Regions from separate parts of the Homo sapiens genome. Here region 1 is linked to region 2. Evidence: chromatin loops called from intact Hi-C (ENCODE). Cell type or tissue: HepG2. All regions are shown on one strand.

Region 1 (5,000 bases), 83 kb before region 2:
ACCTCTAGAGTAGGGTTTCTCAACCTTGACTGCTGACATTTTGGACTGGATAATTTTTTTGTTGTGTGGGACTGTCTTGTGTATTGTAGGATGTTCAGCAGAAGCTTTGGCCTCTACCTTCTAGATGTTCTTAATACCTCCCCATCCAGTTGTGACAACAAAAATGTCTCCAGATATTGCTGAATGTCCCCAAAAGGGTGGGGGGAGGGTGGCAGAAGCTCCTAGGTTGAGAGCCATGGCTCTAGGGCTTGTCAAGCCACTGCAAATAGAGCTCTAGAGTGTTAGAGGCTGGTCTAAGGATAAGGGGGTCATAAAGAGCAGGGCTGGGTGGAGCCTGCTAGGTACTTTTCATTCTACCCTTTTGTTGTTCTGCTGGGGAAACCAAGGTCTAGAGACTTAGCCCAAGGCCACCTGGCTCTGCTTTCTAGAGGTCTGGCTAGGGCTGGGAACTTGACCTGAATCCCTCCCACTCAGGACTCTGATCAACCCATAGTCCCTAGTCTTTTCAGGTTGAAGAAACCTTTTCTAATTTCAAAAAATATCAAGAATGGGTGTATGATAATAGTTGTACTTTTAATACCCGTTAATTGAGAAGATCAGATATTAATTCCCTTCAACCGATATTCACTATATACCCACCGTCTTTCTTCCCTAGGATTGTGTCTGCGTAAATGGTAGATGGTCACATGGTAGTTGTTTTTATTATTGTGTGATATATTCATCATTTAGTGCACAGGCAGGGCACAGTTGGGCACATTCACAGAGCGCTGGAGTGACCACTGTGAACCCTATGAGCTCACAGTCCATAGGTTGGGAACTGATTGACACATTATACCAGGAGACTTGAGAGAACAGCAGGTCTGAAACTCTGGGCTTTTCCTGAAACCATGAGCTGTCTTCACACTTGAGATGGAAATCTCCACACTCTGGAAATAAAAAGCCAACAGGCTACCCAGAGTGCTCAGTGCTGCTCTCTCAACAGCTATACACTAGGGCATTTGTGATAAAAGAAGAGGTATTTGGCTGGAAACAAGCTTTAAGTTTCTAGCATTAGTTGGTAAATGGTGCATGGGTCTAAGGGGAGTATAAAATAATGGCCTTGAACTTGGGAATCTGTGTTTGCAGAACCTCTCATCTCAAAGCACTGAGCTTCTCTGACAAGAACCATTGTTCTTATTTCAGAGGTAAGAGGCAGAGAGGCCAAGCCCACACAAAGGGTCTCTGAAAAAGAGCCAGCTCCTTCCAGGTTTAGGAGCTTGGACCCCTGCTTGGCATCCTAGGGTGGAGCTGTTTGGTTTTATCAGGTGATGGTGGGAAAAGGAAAAAAGGTTGTTAAGTTCCACCCAGTTTGGCAAATATTTTGAGTGTTTACTGTGAGAGACTCAATTTGAAGGGATGGTGTGGGTCATAGTTCTTACCCTCCAGGAACTCCCTGTCTGGTGAGGGCTGTAGAGAAAGACAGTGCATAACTCTCCGTAAAATAAGGCACGCCTACCATTGGTATTCAGTCAAAGTATGGTAGGAGAAGGAAGGAGGAAGAAGTGAATTCCAGCTGGGAGACTCTAGGGTAGCACCAGGGGGATGGCAGGGATTCTGAGCTGGGACTTGATGAATGGGATTTGGGAAGGAGGAGGCTGGTAGGACCATTCGAGGCCGAGGAGACTGTGGGACCCAAGGTACAGAGATTAGCATATGCTGTGTTTGTATGTGGGAGGGTTGAGGGGTTATGGGGTATAGATGAGGGGTAGTGGTGGCTCAGGTGGGGTGAGAGTATGGGTTGCGGCCTCCCTGAGGGGCCCTGGATGCCAAGCTGAGGAATCTGTGTTAGTTTGAATTTAGCGAGACACATACCAAATGGATACTTTCTGTCTCTAGAGAGCAGTTTGCTGGGACCAGCAGCTATCTCCCTACAGCACCCAGGTGAAGCTTCCCATTGGTTAGGTTGTCTGTCCATTACTGCTTGAGGGAATGAGGTGTATCTGGGGACTGTTCCCTTATAAGGAAGTCCATCGGTCACTACCCTTTCTCTTGTTTGTTCTCCCAATTCCCCTTCTGCTTTATTTGAAGTCCAGCCATTCTGGGCAGCTTGGTAGAGGCAGAACAGCAATTTTTCTGTTTTCAGAGTATCTCAGGTTGCATGTCAAAGGTAAGCAGGCAAATCCTCTTTGCTTAAAGTAGCTTGACCCAGCCTCATTTATTAATCAGGTCCTTGGCTAATATTGTGCATTTCACTCCCAGCTGGCTAGCTGGCTAACTCAGTTAGTTGTGATCTTTGGGATTGTTTAATCTTCCTTTCATGTTTATCTTTGGTTTAAGAGAAAGCTAGTTATTCTTTTTGGTTGATGACAGTGACCTGTATTTCTGAGGCCATACATTTCAAGTTCAGCCCAGACTTGATCTACTATCCCATTCCCAAAACTCTGAGAATGAACTCTTACTCTCCTCCCCCTTTCCTGAGCTCCTGGCCTCCTGTTAGCTGTCCTACCCCTGGGTGCCCCCTCCATCACCCAGATTGGTCTGGCAGACCCCTAAGACTTTGAGACGCTGCACAGTAGTTCAGACTCTGTCACTGTATGTCTTTGGACAAGTAAGGGCCTTCCTACCTCTGGGCCTTTGTTTTGTCAACAACAAAATGGGAAGATGGATTAAATGAGTGCTGAGATTTCTCTGCTGTAACATTCTGTTAGTCAACAAGTGCCACATTACAGTAACCTTACCTTCAGACAGCCAGGTGTTGCTCCAAGCAGTTTCACTGCATAAAAAGATGGAGTAGCTCAGCCTTCATCTTATCTGTTAATAGCTTAGGTACCTGCCTGCTTATTGTAAAAGTCGAGGTCAGCCACAGGCTGTTTTGTAGAAGGTACTGGACATTTTTCTGTTTTGATTCCTTGGATCAGAGGCCAGAACTGAATAATGGTTTTTAGCTGCTCCCCTGATCCTGCATCCAGGCAAGCAGCGCAGATGCTGGAAGGCATCTTTTCTGGTACCTGAGCCTTGTTTGGTTCAGTAGCCTGCCTCTGACTTTTACTGCCAGCCTTTTGGCAAATCAGAGGCACAAATTTCTGTTGGGGCTCAGCAGGTTCAAGCCCTACTGGACAAACCCCCAGCAGTGACCAGTTAAGCACACTGGGGTAAGACTTGTGATAGGACTTGACTTCCTCACTGACCCGCCTTTGGGGCCACAGGATGTAGGGGATTTGTCTCCTGTGTGAGGATCATGAAGAAAGGAACCAGCTGCTGAGGGCTGGCCTGACTTGAGTCATTTTATTTCAATCTGCTTTTTAGGATGGCGATCGAAGAGAAAATCAATGGTCCTGGTGGTGTCAGAAAGAGCAGCGGGCTTTTCTGCAAAGGCCTCATGCTTAGCATAAGTCCTGGCTCCATCATGAGCAGCTAAGCCTCTTAGGAATATGGTAAACATTTACCCACCTGGTTCTAAATTAGGCCCTTTAAAACCTCAAGTCTCCACTAGTGACATTAAAACAGCCCTCTCCCTTTTATTAACCTTCACAGTACATTCCTGTCTCTTAAGCAGTTCTGGAAAATCAAACTTTAGCACACATCTTGTCCATACAGAGGGAAATCCCAGGCCCAGAGAGGTTAGGTGACCTGTTAAAAGTAATACAGCTCATTGAAGGGAAAGCTGGGACTGGAACTCATGACACCTATCTCCTCATTCCAGTGAATTCTACTGTAGCCTCACCTGTTTCTCAACAGACGCTGTGGTAAATGTGGCCAACCCTGCCAGAATAGTTTTGAAAATAAAGTTAAAGTGCCATGCAGAAAGCCAGCTGACGGGGAGATGGAGCAAACAGTTGCTATTTTAGGGGGTTGTTTTCTTTTGAATTATAACTGGCAGTCAGTGGTGAGGCGGGCGGGCACAGCCGTGGTGGAGGATCACAAACTACAGAAATGTTGCGCCTACATTTCTGACTCTCTGTGTGACCAGGCTGAACAAGGCACTGTCTTTCCCTGCATCAGGGTTTCCTCCATGCAAGGGATCAGAATAATTCCTACTTTCGGCTCATTTTACAGGACTCTGGGGAGGGTTAGGAAGTCTATAAAGAGACCTAAGAAACAGTTGGTATATAAATAGTAATTTTTGGTGCTTCTTGTCTTTTTTTTTTTTTCTTTTTCGTTGAGGTATAACGTATAGTAAGCAGATAAGTCTCAGGTGACACCTGAATGAGTTTTTTAAATGTATACACTTGTGTAACCATCACATAGATCAAGATATGAGAACATTCCAGCACTCAGCAGTCTGGAGGGTTTATAGCAGTCTAGGACTTGAGAAGAGAACAATATTTGTTTATTCTGGCCCCTTTTAGAATCTCAGAGGCCATTTATCCTTCTGTTACTCATTCAACATGTTTCCCAAACACCTTGTAGTACAGGGCACAGTGCTAGGTATTGCTGGGAGTACAGAAATGAAGAATTGTTGGCCTCTGTCTTGGGCTCACAGCCCATTAGGGATTATGACTTGAATCCAAGGGAGAAAGCGAGAAGAGCTGCGAGGAAGCTTGGAGGAGAGAGGCTGCTTCTTGCTGGGAGAGAGGAGGGTGTGTGGTATTTATGTAGACACAGAATTTTCCCCAGTTCTCTCTGTTTATAAACATAGGAAAGGGACCAGATTATGAACTTCAGCCCCTTCTCAGCCAGTTCTTTGCATTCTCAGACCACATTGGGTACTTGGAGAGGTGCAGGCCCAGCCGAGAATGCCCATCTGTGGTGTTTGCTCAGCTTTGCCTTTCCCTTGGGAAGCAGAAACAAACTCAGGCAAAAATAAGAGACACTTCCCTCCCTTTCTTTGGCCCCTAGGCTCTAAGGAACTGATTTCCCTTCTGTATTGGGTCTTAAGGCTATAAGGCCACAAATCTGTGAATTAATTTTGGCCTGAATTTCTTTCTTTGCCCTCTTTGGTTGAGTAATTAAAAATTTCAATTTCTTATGTGAAACCAGACCCCAGAAAGACTTTCCTGATCATTTTCATGTATGAGAAA
Region 2 (5,000 bases):
GTAGCTGTGGGAGGTCGCGTGGTTCCCAGGACGCCCCTCTCCAGAGCTTGAGGTGAGGCAGAGAAACTGACATCCCCGTCTCACCAGAGGTACCCAATTCTGTATTCCACGGGTGGTTGAATTTCCTTCATCCCATATTTAATGTTCCAAGGCAGAGCTGCTATTGTTTTATTTTGCCAAAAAAAGGTAATATATAGCAAACAAACAACATGATCCCCATTTAGTATCACCACCATTTCAGAAACCATAGGTAACTTGCACCTCAAAACTAAAGGTTAGAGATAATCCCAAAGTAAAGGACAGCCTTCCTTGCGACGGATAATTGGCCACCTCAGGACATTCTTGCTGGGGACCATGGGCACAGGCACCAGTCCATGAACCAGTACGTGGGATTCAAGCTTTCTTCTCTTGCCTGCTCCCGTGGGTACACTCTTTCCATGAGTGCAACTTTTAGAACATAAACAGGGGGCTATGGTCTCAAGTTAACTGCCTTCATGTCTGGGGTAAAGAGCCACATGCTGCCACCTTTAACTCTGTTTCATTCCCTGGAACCTCATGTGGCCGAGAGGTCAGCATTAAGTTAGGATAAGCTCCCGGGATCCCCAAGCCTGTCTCCAGGAAATACTTTAGACCCTCTCACCTCATTCCCACTTCATCCCTTTGGATCCAACTACTGATAAGACTTCGTGCCCCTGATCTCCTGTTTCCTGCAGGAGCTGGGGGCAGGGCCCACCTTTCCCAGCCCTTTGGGTTTGACCCATGGAGGAGCTTTGGGAGTAAACGTCCGGCGGATGAGCCACAGTTGGTGGAGCGGGCACTGTTGGAGCTCTACCCAGCTGCCCTCGGATCCTCTTAGCATTTCTGTTTGCCCAGGTTCCAGGTGTTTTCATCTGACAGCTTCCATGTGAGATTTTTCTTCAGAGGATTGCCCTTGGGCTCCTGGAGCCACTGGCTGCACAGCACAAGGACCTGGAAGTGCCTGCAGTTTACTTCCCCGCCGGGTGGCCCTTGGCCATAGATGGGCAGATACACAAGAGCATGAGTCCAGCTCCTTTGCCTCCAGGCACAAACCGAGCTGTAATTTACATTCCTCGGCTCCCAGTGGGATCAGATTGAGGCTGGGACGCTATCTGCTAGTGCACTCTTGCTTGGCTTTTTCTCTTTCCTATCTTCTTCCCCCACTCCTGCCAGTTTCTCCTAGGAGCACTTCATAAATCACTTGCCCAGGAATCGTTGTCTTTGGTTTGCTGCTAAGCCAGTCCCCCTGTCCTGGGGATCAGCAGGCTATGGCAAAAGTAATGCCCAGAGGAAAAGCAGGCTGTGAGTGTGCAGCACTTTTGCTAGCTCATGCTTGGGAGGGCCTGGACCAGCATCCTTGCATGCCCTAAATCAACAATGCTCCAGACTTGCAGGTGGTCTGATTTTCAATAGGAAAGTATAACCTATTTTTTATTTTTTACATTTAAAAATTATTTTTAAACTTACTTGGAGATAGTAAGAGTCACTTTTTTTTTTTTTTTGAGACAGGATCTTGCTCTGTTGTCCAGGCTGGAGTGCAATGGCGTGATCACAGCTCACTGCAGCCTTAAGCAATGCTTCCACCTTAGCCTCCTGAGTAGCTGGAGTACCGATGCACACCACCATGCCCGACTAATTTATTTTTTTGTAGCGAAGCAGTCTCATTATTTTGCCCAGGGTGGTCTCGAACTCCTGGGCTCTAGAGATCCCAATCCTCCCACCTCAGCCTCCCAAAATGTTGGGATTAAAGGCAAGAGCCACTTCATGCAGCGGAGAGTCACTCTTTTTGGTGTGTAGTTCTAGGAGTCTTGAAAAATGCATAGAATCAGAAACCACAATCACAATCAAGATATAGAAGCAGATTCTGTCATGTGGCCAGGGCCCTCTGTAACCAAACCTTCCCTTCACCCTGATCCCCTGGCAACCACTGATCTGTTCTTCATCACCATAGTTGTGCCTTTTCCAGAATGCCATATAAATGAAATCACACAGTAGCTTTGGCTTCTTTTAGGTAACACGATACCTTTGAGATTCATCCACATTTTTGCACGTATCCATTGCTGGTCCTTGTGGACGTTTTCAGTAATCAAAATGGAGTCACTTATGTTGACCCCGAACAAAATGGAGCCCATGGGCCTTGAAGGAAGGGCTCTCGTGCACATATGCCTATGACTGGAATGATTGTAAGGACTCTCTGAAAACCACAACAATTTCAAAAATTTCAGATAAGCCTCTTGCACAAGAACACTTGACTAACAATGGCTGCCTTCACCAATGAGTGGATGCCAACTATTGCAGGAGGCCCCTGTAACCAATGGTCCTTGTTTCAAAGCAGCTTTTGTGAACTTTTCCTTTTGTCTATAAAAGGAAACTCCTTTGGATATGCCTGTGGTTCACCAGAGCATGCATATCGCTCCTGCTATTCCCAAATAAACTCTTTGTTTTAAGTAACACAATATATTTGAAGTTTATCCAAGTTTTTGTATGTATCAATTGCTTGTCCTGGAGGGCAACTGTTCTGGAGAGCAGGTCTCTCTCCTGTTTACTTAAGGTAGACATCCTTTTTTTTATTGCTGAATAGGGTTACATTGTATAGCTCGACTACAGTTTAACCATTCCTCAATGGGGAAACATTTGGGGTTTCCAGTTTTTCATGATTATAATTAAAGCTGATATGAACATTTTCATATGTTTTTTGGTTCAACATAGGCTTTTGTTTCACTTGAGTAAATGCCAAAGAGATTTCTGGGTAGTTTGTTAAGTGTATATTTATCTTTGTAAGGAACTGCCAAGTGTTTTCCGGAGAAGTTGAACTATTTGGCCTTCCCACCAGCAATGTGTGAGAGTTCTTATTGCTTGACATCCTCACCAGTGCTGTACAGTCAGGGTTTGTTTGCTTGTTTGTTTGGGTCTTTTTTTGGAGGGACTGGTTCTTAATTTCTTTCTTTCTTTTTTTTTTTTTTTTTTTTTTTTGAGACAGGGTCTTGCTCTATCGCCCAGGCTGGAGGGCAATGGTGCAATCTCGGCTCACTGTAACCTCCGCCTCCCAGGTTTAAGCAATTCTCCTGCCTCAGCCTCCTGAGTAGCTGGGATTACAGGTATGTGCCACCATGCCTGGCCAATTTCTTTGCATTTTGTTTAGTAGAGATGGGGTTTCACCATGTTGGCCAGGCTGGTCTCAAACTCCTGGCCCCAAGTGATCCACTTGCTTTGGCCTCCCAAAGTGCAGAGATTATAGGCATGAGCGATCATGCGTGGCCTGGTTCTTTATTTCAAAAAGACACTCATCAGTCTTCAGTATCAAAACAGTTGCACTATTGATTTCTTTTTCTCCCAGTTGTCGTCAAAGAGGCATCAAAGGAGAGTACATTGTAAGCCAATAAGCTGCAGTTTGTACGCCTAACAGACCTCCTAGAAACTTTACCAAAAAGTGGGGATTAGGTAGGGAAAGAAACTTTAAAAGATCAGCAACCTGCCAGCCTACAGACTGTGGAGAGCTCTCACAGCCAGAGGGGGTAGCCAGGGTGCCAGAAACCCAAAGAAGCAAAGTTTCAAAATAATATGACATTTAAAAAGTTTTGTACACAAGCTATTCAAGATTTCTCACTGACTGATACAAAGCACAATGACATGGCACTTTTAGAGACAGCAGCTTCAAACCCAGAAAAGGGTGATGAGATGAGTTTCATGTGGCTAAATCAGTGGCAAAAACATAATCTTCTTTCTTTCAAGGAGGCAGGAGAGCAATCAAGTGGTCACCTCAATGTAAGGGGCACATGATCCACTCTGTAAGCGGCTGGGAATGGGGTGGAGATGGGACAGAAATTTGGTCTCAGAGGTCTCACCGTCTTAATTTGGTCACTTCTTTTTTTTTTTTTTTTTTGTCCCAGATGGAGTCTTGCTGTGTCGCCCAGGCTGAAGTGCAGTGGCGCGATCTTGGCTCACTGCAACCTCCGCCTCCCAGGTTCAAGTGATTCTCCTGCCTCAGCCTCCTGAATAGCTGGGACTGCAGACGCCCACCACCATGCCTGGCTAATTTTTGTATTTTTAGTAGAGACAGGGTTTCACCATGTTGGCCAGGCTGGTCTTGAACTCCTGACCTCAAGTGATCCGCCTGCCTCAGCCTCCCAAAGTGCTGGGATTACAGGCGTGAGCCACTGCGCCTGGCTTAATTTGGTCACTTCTAATGAAAAAACAAAAAAGTAAAAATAACTTTGTCCAAAGATATCTTAAAGCTGAAAACCTGAACAGCACATTTTTTGTTGCTGTTGTTTTTGGGCTAACTCCTGGAATCACCTTTCTGGTTTGGCTGGTACTTTGTGCAAAGCTATGATTTCCCAGAGTGGAGTCTTTCCCCGGGCTCTGTTTGGTTCTCAGTAAGGCAGGCTCATACCTTTTTCCCTTTTTTCTAGAGAAAGCAATATACAGTAAGCTAAACAGTCACCTTCCAAAAGGGAGAAAGGGATTAGATTGCTGCTTCAGAGCTGTGGAACTATTTGGAATGTTTTACAAATGGTTGCTATAAAACAACAAAAAAGGTAATTACTAAATGTATACAACACAACATGCTTTTAAAGACATTATGTGTTGCACTCACATTCGCTTAAATGTTGTTCCCAAAGGTGCTCAGCCTCTAGCGCAGCTGGAATCTCTGGGAAGAGGCAGAGACAGTTTGGCAAAAAAGACACGTGGGGGAGGTAGGGGTGGTGAAAGGAGAAAGCAGCCTTCCAGTTAAAGATCAACCCTCAGTTAAAGGGCAGCTTTGGGCAGGCTGGCCTAGTTGGAGTTGGGGTCAGAGGGAGGAGCAGTGGCAAGGTGGGACTGGGGTGCTCTGCATCTCATTCAGTTAAGCAGGTCTGGTCTGGCATCCTTTGTGTACAGAGGTGCTCCTCCTTGGTGCATTTCAGTTTATCTTCCAAGTCATCAATTGTCTCTTCCAGCTTGGCTACCGATCTCTCGGCAAACTCAGCCCGGGTCTCTGC

The links. Peaks named below come from ENCODE experiments on the same cell type or tissue, not always from the same donor. Only the 100,000 strongest peaks of a DNase experiment are listed, where the experiment ranks them.
Region 1: a loop joins it to region 2, with 1.8 times the contacts of the local background. A loop is called at or near these places in 5 of 110 quality-filtered maps.

The regions. Positions count from the first base shown.
Region 1 is chr20:33,824,644-33,829,643 of GRCh38, forward strand. The region is part of intron 1 of CHMP4B (charged multivesicular body protein 4B); the gene reads left to right. Among named protein-coding and RNA genes, the nearest start is that of CHMP4B, 16 kb to the left of the region's middle. In HepG2, no CTCF peak of the experiment used is centred here; DNase peaks (open chromatin) are centred at 838, 1,108 and 1,978.
Region 2 is chr20:33,907,471-33,912,470 of GRCh38, forward strand. It overlaps the pseudogene TPM3P2. Among named protein-coding and RNA genes, the nearest start is that of RALY, 84 kb to the right of the region's middle. RefSeq lists an enhancer at 357-858. In HepG2, no CTCF peak of the experiment used is centred here; a DNase peak (open chromatin) is centred at 2,261.